Linked DNA regions of Homo sapiens: region 1 is linked to region 2. Evidence: chromatin loops called from intact Hi-C (ENCODE). Cell type or tissue: IMR-90. All regions are shown on one strand.

Region 1 (8,000 bases), 450 kb after region 2:
TAATGTCATGCAGGCTTCCTTATACCCAGATATAAATCCATCTTTAGTACAGACTGTTATCACTTTTAAAAGCAACACCATAGACTCCAATTTAGTACATTAATTTCCATGGGTTACAAACACAACCACGTCAGCAACCTCCTTACGTGTCTTCCCATTACCATGTTTCAGTCCAATATTCCCCTCTATTATCTGTGCCTGTCTGCCTTCCTCAATAGACTGAGGTCATGGTCCATTTTCTAGTAGTGTGTGGCTCAGAGTAAAAGCAATCACAATAGATGTGCCTACTGAACTCAATATTTAGGACCAAACACCCCTGGCTTTCTTCTTTATTCAATTATCTCTGAGGTTATAGGAAAATTGCTATCACAGGCAAATCCTGTCTAAAGTGGGGAAAATAAGCAATTGATTTGAGCTGCAGTCTGAGAATTATATAATTAGGCCAGAATGCTTAATGTTAAAAGAGTCACGAAGGGGAACAGAGATTCATCTGTGAGACAAATATGTATTGGATATTTACTAAGTGCTGAGTGCTGAAGATTAAAATATAAGACAACCTACTTTAAGTGTCATAGAGAAAATTAGTGCAATGTAATATGATAAGAACTATGTTAGAAAGATGAACAGATTACCATAGTGGTATCACAAATTAGGATCTGACGGGTCTGGAGATTTAGTTGTACCAAAGATGTAGTATGTAGCAAATAAAATTTTACAGAACAAGTGTTTGATCTTTGGCCTTGGAAATGAATAAGAGTTTGCCTAATGAATTAGACAGGGGAAGGCAACAGAGATAAGAGAAAAAGCATGTTCAGAGGCATAGAGTAACACAAAATTATCTTAGGTTTAGAAAACTGAAGAGCTTGGTATGCTTGGAATAAAGGGTTTGATATAGGGGAATAATAACAGACCAAGGCTATAAATCAATGTTGAATAATACAGGACATCACTAGTGGTTTTAAGGAAAGAGAAATTATGGCAGTAAGAACAGAGTGGGGGTAATAATAGAAAAATAACATTTAACCAGCAAGTATTTGTAAAATATTTTGAAGTATTTTGCTAGACATATTGCAGGAAGGATGATGCAACACAAAGTTATATTGATTACAACATTTAAAGTTGAAGGCGTCTATCGACAAGTAAAAAGAATATAAAAGCACTTAGGCACAACTTTTGTTTTATTACCTGAACTCTTTATATTAACTTTACCTAAACATATATTGCCTCACCATCTACTATCAATTAAAATTAAAAAGATTTAGAGAAAGAAGGGAAGGAGAACACAGATTAGGATCAGCATAAAATACCCTTTCAAGCATAACCTCTCTATACTTTGGAGATAATAAATTCACTCCGCCTATTTTCTCTTTTTTTGATCATTTTAGTTGAGTCGTATCTGTCAGCATATTTGTTCATAATGTGAGCTTGCAGGTTCTTTCTTACCATATCATTTAGAAGGCTGTCCCTAGTTTGCTGTTCTAATGGAAAAAGCTAACGATTTATTCTTGCCTCCTGAGAATTACATTCACGTCTCAACTTAACATGACTCATGAAGGTATTTTTGCTACATTTACATCCCAACTTAACATGACTCATGAAGGTATTATTCCAAATATGAAGTATGGAATACTTTCTAACTAAAATAGGGTTGTATAGGTCTTCATTGCAGGAAATGATGTAATTTGAAATTTTAAGCATTATTCTCTTTTTATGTAAAATTATTTTTCTTTATTACAGAAATAGAAATGTGAAAAATACAGATTGGCATGTTTGCTAATGACACCAGCACATCCTTCTGTCCTTTATCTTTTTCTCTGTCCTTCCATCCTTTATCTAAAGAGACAAGTAGAGAGGAAAAGAGATAAATAGCTAGATACATAGATGAATAAAGAGATAGATATAAACATACAAATGTTAATAGCTATTTGATTCAAATGAAATTAAATTACAAATTATTTTGTAAGCTCCTTAATTTTCAGTTTGACCATATTTCTATTTTATTATTTTTGTAAAATGCTACTTTTATGATGCTAAGTATGTCATATTACAAATATGAATTGTTTGACTAGCCTTTTATAGTGGCATGCTAAAATTGTTTCAAATTATTGACAATTAAAACAAAGTTGTGCACAACCTTACTATTTGGGGGAATAATTTTCTAGGATGACTATTTTAAAAAAAGGCTTTGAACTCTTCAAGAACACCATATATAGTTCAAAAACATTTCAAAAGTATCAAAGCCCAGATTTAAAAAGGATCCTAGCTTTTTTAGAAAAATAGTGCTCACTTGATTATCAACTCATTGTTTTTTGGCTATGACACAAAATCTACTGTGATGAATAGAATCATGTATATGTATGTTTTACACAGCAAAGTATAACAATGAAAATCAATGCATTGGTCAAATTAGTCAAACCAAGCATATTTCCAAGGATTTGTGGACAACCAAAATTTGTGATTCTCAAGATATACCAGGTATTATAAAACTTTTGGGAACTCTTCAGAGATGCAGATTCCCAAAATCTACTCCCTACTCTCAATTCATATTCAGTAGGTTTGTAGAGTCCTTGGTAAAACCAAGGACTCTACACTTTCATCAAGTATGTAAGATCTGGGGGCGACCAAAGTTTCTCTGTAAAGGGACAGATAGTAGATATTTTAAACTTTGGTATTCTCTGTCTCTTATTTTTATTTTGTTGTCATTGATTGTTTTTTGTACTCCTTTAAAAATAGGAAACCAATACTTAGCAAACCGGGTCATAAAAAACTGACCAGGCTGGATTTGATCTGCTGGCTGTAGTTTGCTTAGACCTGCCCTCAATGGTTCCAATGCAAATAGACAATGGATAACAATCTTGAGAACTGCTGCTCAAGACCAGTGCACAAAAAGGAGCACAGAGAATCTGGGAATGGATAGTTATCTCAATATGCTATTATTTGGCACATATTAGTATTACTCTTGCTCCACACTTCTTCTTCCGAATAGCAGTGAAGACATATTCTGTTGTTGAATGTTTAGCTACTGTAGCTAAGGGTAACTTTGTTTGTTTTCTTTGGCCATGTCCTAAAAGGACAGAACACTGATCATTTCTCTGCAGTGAATTGTAAGATTATACTAACATTCCTTTGTAAAGGGCATAGTGCAATGGTGTTCCGTGTTTATAGTATGGCTCATTTGTGATGTTGGTCCTGGTCCAAATTCTGAGGTTGCAGATGGAACTAAAGTCAATGTAGTGTGAAATATATTAAAAGCCAATAATAGCTGATTACTGAATTTGTTTTTTTTACACCAATATAAAAAATTATATTTTTCAATGATGGCTGCAACAATATCCCCCATTACACTGTGTGACTTTGACACTCTACCTACTAAGAGATGGTATCAGGGACAACCCTCCCCACCCCTTGGAACTGGGCAGGCTTGCAACCATGGCAGAAGTGATATTATGTGACTTTCGAGGCTAGGTCGTAACAGGTAAAATAGATTCCAATTGGCTTTCTGGGGACACTTGCACCTGAAACCCTACTGGGTGTTGTGAGAAAGCCCATTTGAAGGGCTATGGGTAAGAGCTATGGCCTGAATGTTTATGTTTCCCCCAAATTCCTATGCTGAAATAATCACCCCCAGGGTGATGGTAGTAGGAGGTAGGATCTTTGGGGAATGACTAGGTCAAGAGGGTGGGATCTTTGGGAGATGATTAGGTCAAGAGGGTAGAGAACTCATAAAAGGAATTTGTGTCTTTATAAAAGAAGCACCAGAGAGACCCCTTTCTCTTCTGCCATGTGAGGCTAGAGTGAGAAGACAACTGTGTATGAGGAAGTGGGCCTTCACCAGACATCAAATTCACCAGCACCTTGATCTTGGACTTCCCTGCCTCCAGAATTGGGAGAAATAAAATTTCTGTTGTTTATAAGTCACCCAGTCTATCATATTTTCTTATAGCAGCCTGAAAGAACTAAGACAGTAAGTGTTTCAACTGACAGTCCAGATGAGGACTCAGTCTAAAACCAGTATCAATGGACAAATACATCAGTGCAGACAGCCCTAGATGATTCCAGCCCCCAGTTTTTGAGTCACCACAGCCATCAAATCTTCCCAGAAGAGACCCCTGACATCATGGAAGAAAGAAAAGCCATCTTTATTGTTCTGTGTCCAAATTCCTGTCCCATAGAAGCCATGAAAGATAATAAAATGACTGTGTTGTGACACTCAGTTTTAGGAAGATTGGTTAAGTAGTAATAGTCACAATAAAGTACCAGACAAAAGTTATCTTTAGTGACATCTGATAAATTCAACATTCATAAAAAAATAAATTCTTGCCAGGCGTGGTGGCTCACGCCTGTAATCCCAGCACTTTGAGAGGCCGAGGCGGGTGGATCACCTGAGGTCAGGAGTTCAAGACCAGCCTGGCCAACATGGTGAAACCCCGTCTCTACTAAAATTACAAAAATTAGCCGGGTTTGGTGGCACACGCCTATAGTCCCAGCTACTAGGGAGGCTGAGGCAAGAGAACTGCTTCAACCCGGGAGGTGGAAGTTGCAGTGAGCGGAGATCAAGCCAATGCACTCCAGTCTGGGCGACAGAGCAAGACTCCATCTCAAAAATAAATAAATAAATAAATAAATAAATAAGTTCTATATGGGCCTCCATGAATATATTTATGTGTAAGAATGCCCTAATGACATTTCAGGAAACATTTTGTATTTTAAAGAATTAAATTTAGTTACGGGTTTAACTGGCAAAAATTAACAATATGTCAAGTTTCGTGTCAAAGGTGTTACATGTCTAATTAAATATAATTATATAAAATGTTAAAAATAGCAGTTCATAACTATATTTACATCTATGTAGGTATACAGCAAAATTAAATATTAGTTACTAAAATGGCAGCAAGTTTACCAAAATAAAATATATTTGTTATTAGAAAATAAAGCTCAGTGCAAGTCTTTGAAATAATAATTATAATAATTTAGACACCACTGACAACAGAATATGTACATACAGAAGAATGTGTGCACATATGTGTATGTGTGTGTATATGTGTCAGTATGTGTGTGTGTGTGTCTGTATATATATCACTATTCATGTGGATTTTTTTTTAAAACCTGTATACTAGAAGACCAAAGAAAAAAAATAAAAGATTTCTTAAAAGTTATCAGTGTTTTTTTTCCCAAGAATAATAAATTTATAAAGAAGAACTATTAGCATCATTCCTAAATTCCATTTTCACTGAGAGTCCCACATTCTTCTTATGTCTTGAAAAGAATAGTACTTTCCAGGGAATTTTTAAAAATTCAAATTACAATACTACCATTCCTAACCATGGTCAGCACTTAAGGAAGGAACTGTTAATCTTAGAAAAAGGTCATATTCAGATTATGCCTATAAATTTGATCAAAGTGAAACCATAAAACAGCAATCTTCAGCTCTGCTTTTCCAGGAAGGCTTATAAATTTTCCTTTGCAAGGGTTGGGATAACTGAACATGTAATCTTGTGCAAAAAAGAAAAAAACAAAAAACAAACAAACAAAAAAACCCACTCATGTTGCATTTGAAAGAAGACAATGCTGAGAGTTGCTTTTAACCTACAACCTGACCAGAATAACTATAATATAGAAAAATCAGTATCATGTGGCAGCAAAATTATACATTTGACCCTCCTAGAGATAAATGCACTATAGATAAGTTATGATGCTCTAACTGAGCACAACGCAATTAAGCACAGTTATATATCAAGGATTTTATATGGCTTTGAGCTGAGGTGAAGGGTTACTAAGTGACGGTTCTAGCTTCACAACTTTTGAATGTTTATTTTTGTTAGCAAGTAGCAGATTCCTTTATTAAGTCTGTGAGCTACAGTAGCAAAGCAACTGCCTAAGAAATATTCATGTGTTCAATATAAATGAATATAAAATAGAAATGTTCATATGTTCAATATAAATGAATATAAGAATTGCAAGAGAGTATGCAGAGTTTTCACTGTGTATTTAAACACGTTAGAACTGTCAGAGACCTAAGTATACTCCTAATTGATCTTCCTACTTCACATCTACCTTTCCACATTCTCTCTTTCTCCGTTCTTCCCTCCCTTTCTCTTTTCCTCCCTCCTTTCTTCATAATACACTTCCATCTTCCTTCACTCTTTATTATTTTGTGAAAACAGAATCACAAAAATGTTTCAACTATGTATAAATAAAAATGATTAATAAAAGAAAATACATTCAGAACTTACTTGATACTATAACATGCACTGTTCTAAGTGACTTTAAAAGTATTGCCTCATATAATTCTCAAAGTAATCCTATATGAGATAGGCGACATCATATTCCCTGTTTAACTAAAAGAAAACAGAATGACATAAACATTACACTTTGGCCAAAGTTATACAACTAGGAAAACAGGATTCAAGTCTAGGTAGCGTGACTCCAAAATCTGCCATCTTTACCATAGATTCTATTACTGAATTTTTGTGAAATACTTTATTTACACTAGACCAAACATACATTGGCCTAATGTAAATAAAGACCTAATGTATATTATATTTAACTAGTTTTTATAAAAAACGCATTCCATTGAGAAATATTAAGTAAAAGAAGTACCTAGGAGCTCAAATTCTTGATAGGCTTAGGAAACTTGGCAAGAATTGGAGAAATATATAGAGAAATAAACAAGAGGAATAGTCACAGAATTAGGTCACATTTTTTCTGTCTCATTCTGAATAATTTTTTTTTTTTTTTTTTTTTTTTTTTTGAGGCAGAGTCTCACTGTTGCGCAGGCTGGAGTACAGTGGCAGGATCTCAGCTCACTGCAACCTCCACCTCCTGGGTTCAAGTGATTCTCCTGCCTCAGCCTCCCAATCAGCTGGGACCGCAGGTGCATGCCACCACACCTGGCTAATATTTTGTATTTTTAGTAGAGACTGGTTTCACCGTGTTAGCCAGGATGGTCTTGATCTCCTGACTTCACGATCTGCCCGCCTCAGCCTCCCAGAGTGCTGGGATTACAGGCGTGAGCCACCTTGCCCAGCCCTTCTGAAGAATATTTTGAGAGTAAAAGGGAGTCTTCAAGGGACCTCTCCAATTCCATTCTTCTAAGTGATTTCTAGGCCACAAATTCTAGGAATTTTAATATAGGTTTCCCAATTACTTATAGAACCAAGCCACGTTCAAATGTCATTTATTCAATCTTGAAGTCTGGGATACAAGTGCTCAAAACGTTTGAGAATTCTATTAAAGAATATCTTTGGAAAACCTCAGGGAATCCAGGAAATTTGGGTAGCTCAAGCTTTTGCTTTCCAAAGGTGCTATAACTCATTTTGCTGTCAAATTTTTGCCCCAGGGATTCAAGATTAGAATTTTAAATGTAGGCCAAATCTCAGATAATAGGCAATGCAGTATCACAGAAGAGCAGAAAATATGCATCAACCAGGCCTGAGTGAAAATATTTGCTTCTCCAGTTATCATCCCTAGTGCAAAAGGGGCTTCATAAGCCTCAGTTTCTTTATCTGTCAAGTAGTGATACCAGTACTAACCTTGTACAATAGTTATAAGGATTAAATTTGATTATGTTTGAAAAAGTGCTTGGCTCAGAGCCTGGTACACGGTTTCTCATTAATTCTGGTATACCTCTTTTTCCACAAATGGAGAAATACAGACAACCATTTACACCTATTGTTTGTAAGCACTGCATGATCTTTTCAGATTATTGCTTTGTAGAAATCTAAAACCTAGATGGGGAGGGGGTAGCCAAGATGGCTGACTAGAAGCAGCTAGTGTGCTGCCTCTCACCCAGAAGAACTGAAGGGGCAAGTAAATACGGCACCTTCAACTGAAACATCCAGTACTCATCAAGGACTAATCAAGGAAACAACTCAACCCACAGAGAACAAAGAAACTTAAGGCAGGATGATGGCCCACTGGGGAGTGACATGGAGCCAGTGGAAACTCCCTGCCCAGGGAAGTGGTGACAGAATGTGTGACCCCTGGGAACCCATGCTTCT
Region 2 (8,000 bases):
GAGAAACAGGATGACATCTATGGAGACTACAAATACTTAGTATAGTATAGCTGGAAAAATTATATACACCTGTTTATATAATTATAGATTATATTAAAATAGATGAGGCTGGAGGTAAGCAAGACTCAGATAAAAAGGATTCTGTTCACTAACTTATATTTGTGTATTATAGTAAGCAGTAGGGAGCCATTGAAAGAACTGAATCATTTGCAATGATCACTCTAAAAGCAATTTTAGAAAGGATTGAAGGAGACCCAGTTATGAGGCAAGAAGAAGCATCAGTCTGCTTGGCCCAAAGAATTGCTCTGGGGTAATCAGCTCATATTTGTGATGTTAAATGTGATTGCTTTCTATTAAAAGTAATCATCTGTCACATTAAATTAACTGTCAATTTGCTTTTTATTGACTTTATAGTTTTGTTTGTATTGAATGTGTAAATTACAATTTGTTTTATGTTTTCAAACTGGTTCCCATTCAGTGCCCCATAATACACATACCTGGTCATTAAAGATTAATTGTACCTGAAAAATTTAAATTTATTAAGAAATATTTTCCATCAACCTATTAATTCATATCAATCTAGTACCATGATTATAAGTGTCTAGAGAGATGAAAGTTAGATAGATTTGAATGAGAAAGAGAAGATATAAGTGCCTTAGGAAGTCACTCCATGAAGTTAATCTCAACTAGGCTTTAACATCTCCTGCCACCAAAATAACCTACATTATCAAATAATGCTCCTTAAATACTCATGATCGTCTACTGGACTTTTATGCTTACATGGAAGGAGCTTCACCGAAAAATAGCGATGTATTTCACTCCAGGTAAAATCAGTTGTGTCTCAGACTGAAAAATAGGTATACATATAATAAATACAGTCATGCACTGCATAAAAACGTTTTGGTCAATGGCAGACCACATATATGATGGTGGTCTCATATTGCACATTTTCTGTGTTTAGCTGTTTAGACACACAAATACTTCCCACTGTGTTACAATTTCCTGTAATGTTCAGTACAGTAACATGTCTTACAGGTACAGGTTTGTAGCCTAGGAGCAATAGGCTATACCTATAGCCCTGGTGTGTGTTAGGCTATATAATCTGGGTTTGTGTAAGTACACTCTCTGATAGGTACACAATGACTAAATTGCCTAAGGATTACCTCAGAACATATCCCTGCCTTTAAGTGACACTTGATTGTATGTACATAAATATACACACATTCCATTCAAAATATAAATCCTTTGACTTTTTTTTATTGTGATGATTTTGAAAAATTCTAACATTTTGAGTAAGAGTTAAAAGAAACCACCCATGTACTAGTAAATGTCTCTGACTAGGGCAGGATTGTTCCACAATTCAAAGCAAAACTTTCCATCTTTTTCATAATATGTATAGAAAACAATAATATCTGCACACTGGAGTACACAGATGTGGCTGTTTATGGCTGTAAATAACAGCCCAGGATTTCTGGTATCTTCAACCCCACCTGGCCTTCTCAAGGCTGAGGAATCAATAACTTCTATGTACCTGTACCTGTTTTGACCTACTGGTGTGTATTCCAGTTGGAAAGCTCTGGCTTAAAGAAGATTCAAGAGCTGAGAAAGAAGCCTTTGCTAGAAAGCCGCTAACTTTAGAGAAAGAATTAACTTGCTGCATAAAGGCTGATTGGCTTTTCTATCTTTAAATTAATAAAACTGTACATACCTTCAGCAGATGAGTCCAGCATTGAAATGGTAATACGTGCTAATTCAAATACCAACTTCCTGATTGATAATAGCTGCTTGGAGAGTTCTGTTGGGAGACATTCTAAGGCTTTGTCTAGGCCCAGTTGAAAATAATGCTGGATTGATGAATGACATTTATGATAGTTACAGTAGGGAAGAGTGGCATTATTAACTGACCCAGACCATAAGGTTGATTGTACAACATAAAATATATACTCTGCAACCCTTTCTTTAAACCTATTTTAAGAATTGAACTTTAAGCTTTATATCCTAGGTTTGTTTTATTGTTTTGGGTTATAAATAATCCAGCTGACAAACCCACCTTAATGCTTTGTTGTAGTTCATTTTGCTTGACTCAGTGCTTTCAATGTAGGTGCTTATTTTTATTGTTTTGTCTCTTTTTACTGATCTTGTAATATGTAGCTTATTTTATTCCCATTTATCTTTCACTTTTCAGTAGAGATTAAGAAATGGCCTCAAAGAAGGACACAGACAAACATGGTCCTGGTTCTAGAGGAAGCTAAATGTGTTCACTTTTCCTGTGAGCTTTACACAGGAGTTTCTGCAACATAAAAGAGATCACAAGGCCAGTACCGATGAAGCCCTTGATCCTGTGCTTGTTACCTGGGAAAGACTGACAGTAATACCTTAAAAATCATTGTCTCTGTGACTTAGGAGAAACAGGACAAATTATCCTAGCATGAAATATAGCCCAAGAATATTGTGGGAATAACGCAGATTGATTTTTTTTCTCTTTTCTGAATTCACATCTGTATCCCTCTTTCAGATATTTATTGACTGCTCAGTTCAGTCCCTTTTCATATAGAGAATGAGGGTATATTTCATTTGTTCAAAACTACAAAAATAATCATACCTCTTATCTTTCAAATAAAAATCAACTTTGCTCTCAACATGTTTGATGTCTGGAACATATCAATTAATATCTTCACTTCAGAGATTCATTACATAAAATGTTGGAATCTATGCTATAGCATTACCATAAAGAGTTGGATTAAATAGGAAAATGAACAGATACACCAAAAGGAAAGTGGGCAAGACATAAACGTCAGAGGTGTTTGAACTGGAGCAACTGCATCTTCAACAGGAGCCGGGTAAAATAAGGCTGAGACCTTCTGGGCTGCATTCCCAGACTTAGAATTCCTAAAACATTCTAAGTCACAGGGTGAGAGAGGAGGTCGGCAAAAGATACAGGTCATAAAGACCTTGCTGACAAAACAGGTTGCAGTAAAGTAGCCGGCCAAAACCCACCAAAACCAAGATGGTGATGAGAGTGATCTCTGGTCATCCTCACTGCTACGCTCCTGCCAGCACCATGACAGTTTACAAATGCCATGGCAACATCAGGAAGTTACACTTTATGGTCTAAAAAGGGAGGCATGAATAATCCACCCCTTGTTTAGCATATCATCAAGAAATAACCATAAAAATGGTCAACCAGCAGCCCACAGGGCTGATCTGTCTATGGAGTAGCTATACTTTCATTCCTTTATTTTCCTAATAAACTGGCACAAATGAGGCTGGGACTTGCTGGGCTGCATTCCCGGAAAGTTAGGTATTCCTAGCCTCTACATGCTTCAGGTTAAGGGAACAGATGGATGATGTTTACTAAACAGACCCAGACTTGGGAGTGTCCTGATATCCCAATAACTTGAGAACAAAGGCATTCCTAATTTTGCTTTAAAGTCAGTAATATTAATTCTTGCAAAATATAGTAATTAAGAAAATTAATCCTTTATCACAAACCCTTGTAGCAGAGCACATCTCCTCATGATCTTTTTCTTTTTAACTTAGGTAAAAGAAAGTACCTAGGTTAAAAAAAAGTATTCTCTTTTTTTTATTTTTTATTTTTTTAACTAGGTTAAAAAAAATTGTACCTAGGGTGGACACATTCCTCCTCTTACTTTCGAGAATGCTCTACTCTGTTTATGGAGTAGCTGTTCTTTCATCATTTTACTTTCTTAATAAACTTGTTTTTGCTTTGCACTGTTGACTCACCCTTAATTCTTTCTTGCGCAAGATCCAAGAACCCTCTCTTGGGGTCTGGATCGGGACCCCTATCCTGTAACATAAATAGTGTATTCATACAATAATAAATAAAATGACTAATAAACTTAAATGTTCTATTTGCTAGTCATCAAAGAAATGTAAATTAAAATGAAACCCATGTGGAAATGTTTAAAATAAAACAACGATGTAATTCCAGGAAACAGGCACTCTCCTCCAGGGGTATAATCTTCCTGGAGGCTAGTTTGACAATATTTATCAATACCTTTAAGTGTCATTTACAGTAGTTCAACTCAGCAGTTCCTTTTCTGAAAAGATATCCTAAGAAAAATTTCTGCAAAAACTTCCTTATAGTTGTTTTTAGTGGTCTCTCTAAGAGTAACTTAGCCCTAAAGCACATAACAGAGTTTGAAAACAATACAATGAGAACCATACAGTGCTTTCATCATGTGGATACAGATTAGCAGAGGAGGGGAATTAGAAGATTTTAAAGGACCGGGGCAATCCGTGCTTGCAAAGGATGGAAAAAAAAAAAAAAAAAAAAAAGTAGCAGAAGCATCACTAATTAAGAATGAAAGTTTCCTGGATGTCAGCTTCAAATCCTGCTGAGGGTCAAGTCTGGGGCTGTCTTTTTACTTCCTTCTGTGTCTCTAATTAATTAGTGTCTTTCTCTTGTTCTTTCACCAGGAAATCTAACTTGCATGCACAAAAAAATCATCCTTGGCTTTGTCAATGTCCCTGCTAAACAAGCATGATGGGTTACACACTTCCCTTCACTCCAAATGAACAGAAACTTTCTCACTGAAATATTTAACAAGAAAAGTCATAGTTTTGTTTGTTCATTAGTTTTTTTTGTTTGTTTTGGGGGCACAATACCTTAAAGAACATCCAATTCAACACTTCAATTTTGTAAATCAAGAGATAAGACTAAAACAATAAACTGGCTTTACTGTGTTAATAACATGGCAGGGATTACAACCTGGGTGGTTAGGGAAACTCTTAGCCCAATTCCCCTATAAAGCAAAAAGGCCCCTAATCTTCACCAGAAAATTAATGCATCACTTCTCTCAAGGGCTATGAAACTGTAAACAGTAAGTTGTAAACTGTTTTCCAAGATACTTACATAAGCCACATGAAGCTATGTGTGCATTTGACCCAGAAACTTGAAGTGCATATATTACAACAAATAAAACACGGTGTACCCACAGAATTCTCAGGAGAATCTTTCTATCCAGAAATCACACTCGCTTCATGTTTTAATGTTGCTGTTAGAGAATAAGAAGGGACTTGTCCAGCTCACTGAACCTGCTTTCAACAAGATAACAGAATTATAACTGGATGTCACTGCTGCTCAGCCTTCCTGTCCCTAGGGGAATTCAGTGGGCTCAGAAATAAATATTCACCCCATGAAGCTGTGACCTTATTGTGCCCTCTATGTTTGGCTATGGATTGTGGGCAAATCCCTCTGTTATACCTGTGCCCCACTTCACTCCCTTGCGTACCTCAAAAAAAAAATTTAGAACTGTTTAGAAATGGTGGGAATTGCTTGCTTTGGTAGCACATGTACTATAATTGGAATGATACAGAGAAGATTAGCATGGCCTCTGTGAAAGGATGACATGCAAATTTGTGAAGCATATTTTTTTAAAAATGTATAAAATAATAACAACTAAAAAAATTGTGGCAATAAAAGCATCTCATTAACAGGAGGTTGAAACTAAATTCTCAAGTGGGCAATATAGACAAATAGGTGTTGTTGTTGTTGTTGTTGTTGTTTCCATGGAACGGCAATCACACTGTTAATGACTCCATAATACGAAAATGCCACTAAGTATCAAGGCACTATAATATATATTTTTAAATGTAAAATAGGTCTCAAATTCAGTAAGCAAGTGTATTCGTCTGTCCTCACACTGCTAAAAAAGACATCCAAGACTGGGTAATTTATAAAGAAAAGAGGTTTAATTGACTCACAGTTCTGCAGGGTTGGGGAGGCCTCAGGAAACTTATAATAATGGCAGAAGGGGAAGCAAACATGTCCTTCTTCACATGGCAGCAGCAAGGAGAAGCACAGAGTGAAGGTGGTGGGGGAAGCTCCTTATAAAACCATTAGATCTTGTGAGGACTCACTCAGTCACAAGAACAGCATGGACATAACCATCCCCATGATTGAATTACCTCCCACCATGTCCCTCCCACAACACGTGGGTTTATGGGAACTACAATTCAAGATGAGATTTGGTTGGGGACACAGCCAAACCATGTCAGTAAGTATAACCAAAGACCTAGATTTCTGGCGTCTCTAGTGCATGATGACAGTTGCTTTGGGACTTAATGCAAGGAAAAAAAAAATCCATTTGGTTATGTGTGCTTCAATCTACTTGATCTAATAACTGTAGGTCCCAGTGGAAATTCACACCGTGGATGTATTATCCAGAAGGAAAGAAGTTAATAAAATATTAGTGATGTACCTCTCAATAACAAATGTATTCAACATTACTTATCAAATATTGATCATATTAAAAATCTTGGCATTTTTAATATGGTTTTAATTTTTAATCTGGTTTTTAAATTAAAATCAGTACTGAAAGATGGCCTCCTACTCTTGGGAGTATTTTCTAACACTTTACTCAGAATGAACTACTTTGTATGAAGCTCATGACTTACAACATCATTGTATTTTGTCCTGTACGCATAAGGTCATAAGAAAATTCATCTTTCATACTATATATGGTTACCTAGGAAGACGGTCATGGACTGAAAGATATTTGTCACATATATGGGTTTTATTTTATGATTTAACGGCAGGATTCCATTGCTATTCATCAACTAATAAAATTTACCCATCTATGCACAGTGAGTTGTTTATTGAATACAGCAAGATTGATTTTAGCAGTTTTGGCAGGTGAAAATTAAAACCATGCTTGCTTTGTTCCAATGCTTGGTAATATGCAAAGTAACAAAGGAACTAGAAGAGAAGCAGTTCATATATTTCTTGAAGTCAGAGGTCAAGGATTGGTTCATACTGCCATTTCATTGCTCATAAAATATAAAATAATACAGCAAACTTCCTCATGAGAGGGGCAGCTGTTATTATTGTAGCAAGTTATATTTGAAAACAGCGGCCTTTTTCAGAGATGGATAGCTATCATTATTATCATGAGTATGCAAAGATTATACAGAAATCAGCAATTAATACTTCACAAAATTACATGAAAATGGCAAATGAAGTTCCGCCTTGATCTTTGCTGAATTAACATTCCAGGCATGTGGTCATATTGAAATTTTAACTCACAATGATGGGTCAGTTTCCTATAGATTCAGGGCTGTTGTTGGGATCTTGGAATTCCTAAAGGAATGCATACTTAGCACATCACCTTGCCAATCCATTAGTCTATTTCAATTTGTTAATGGATAGCTACTGAGAAACTGGCTGCCCTTCTCAAGAGTATGACATTTTTGGGGAATGAATAAATCTTCAAGGCATGATAGAAAAGATGAATAACAGTGGGCTCCCCTTATCCATAGTTTAGTTTTCCTCAGATTCAGTTACCCATGATCAACTGCAATCTGAAAATATTAAATGAAAATTTCAAAAAATAAACAAATCATAAGTTTTTAATTGTACACTCTTCTGAGTGGTGTAATGAGTAGTGTAATGAAATCTTGCACTGTCCCCCACCATCCTGCCTGGGATGTGAATGATCTCCCTGTCCAGCATTATACATATAATGCTGTATGCATTATGGACCTGCCCATTAGTCACTTAGTAGCCATCTCAGTCATCAGGTCAACTGTCTTGGTATCCCAACGCTTGTGTTCAAATCATCCTTATTTTACTTAGTAATAGGTCCAAAGCATGAAAGTAGTGATGTTGGCAATTGTGACATGCCAAAGATAAGCAGTGTTTTTCTTGAATAAAAAGGTGAAAGTTCTCAACTTAATAAAGAAAAAAAAAATCACATGCTGAGATTGCTAAAATCGGAGGTAAGAATGAATTGTCTGTCAAATTGTGAGAAGGGAAAAAAATTGTGCTAGTTTTGCTGTTGCACCTCAGACTTGGAAAGTTACTGTCACAGTATATGATTAGTGCTTAGTAAATATGGAAAAGGCATTAGCATGAACAGAAACGTGCTGATTGACTGTAATGGCGTTCAGTAATATCTGTGGTTTCAGGCATCCACTTGGGGTCTTGGAGCATATCCCCTGCAGATAAGGGGAGACTACTGTAGTACAATCTATGTCTG

Evidence for each region. Hi-C counts contacts between places; a loop is a spot of excess contacts. Peaks named below come from ENCODE experiments on the same cell type or tissue, not always from the same donor. Only the 100,000 strongest peaks of a DNase experiment are listed, where the experiment ranks them.
Region 1: it touches region 2 in a loop (4-fold over the local background); 1 of 110 quality-filtered maps calls a loop at or near these places.

Annotation. Positions count from the first base shown.
Region 1 is chr3:174,944,795-174,952,794 of GRCh38, reverse strand. All of the region lies in intron 1 of NAALADL2 (N-acetylated alpha-linked acidic dipeptidase like 2), which reads right to left. Among named protein-coding and RNA genes, the nearest start is that of NAALADL2, 89 kb to the right of the region's middle. In IMR-90, no CTCF peak of the experiment used is centred here; DNase peaks (open chromatin) are centred at 1,554, 3,074 and 6,634; H3K27ac peaks cover 5,180 bases.
Region 2 is chr3:175,394,644-175,402,643 of GRCh38, reverse strand. All of the region lies in intron 5 of NAALADL2 (N-acetylated alpha-linked acidic dipeptidase like 2), which reads right to left. It also overlaps the pseudogene RNU6-1233P. Among named protein-coding and RNA genes, the nearest start is that of MIR4789, 29 kb to the right of the region's middle. In IMR-90, no CTCF peak of the experiment used is centred here; a DNase peak (open chromatin) is centred at 3,763; H3K27ac peaks cover 4,029 bases.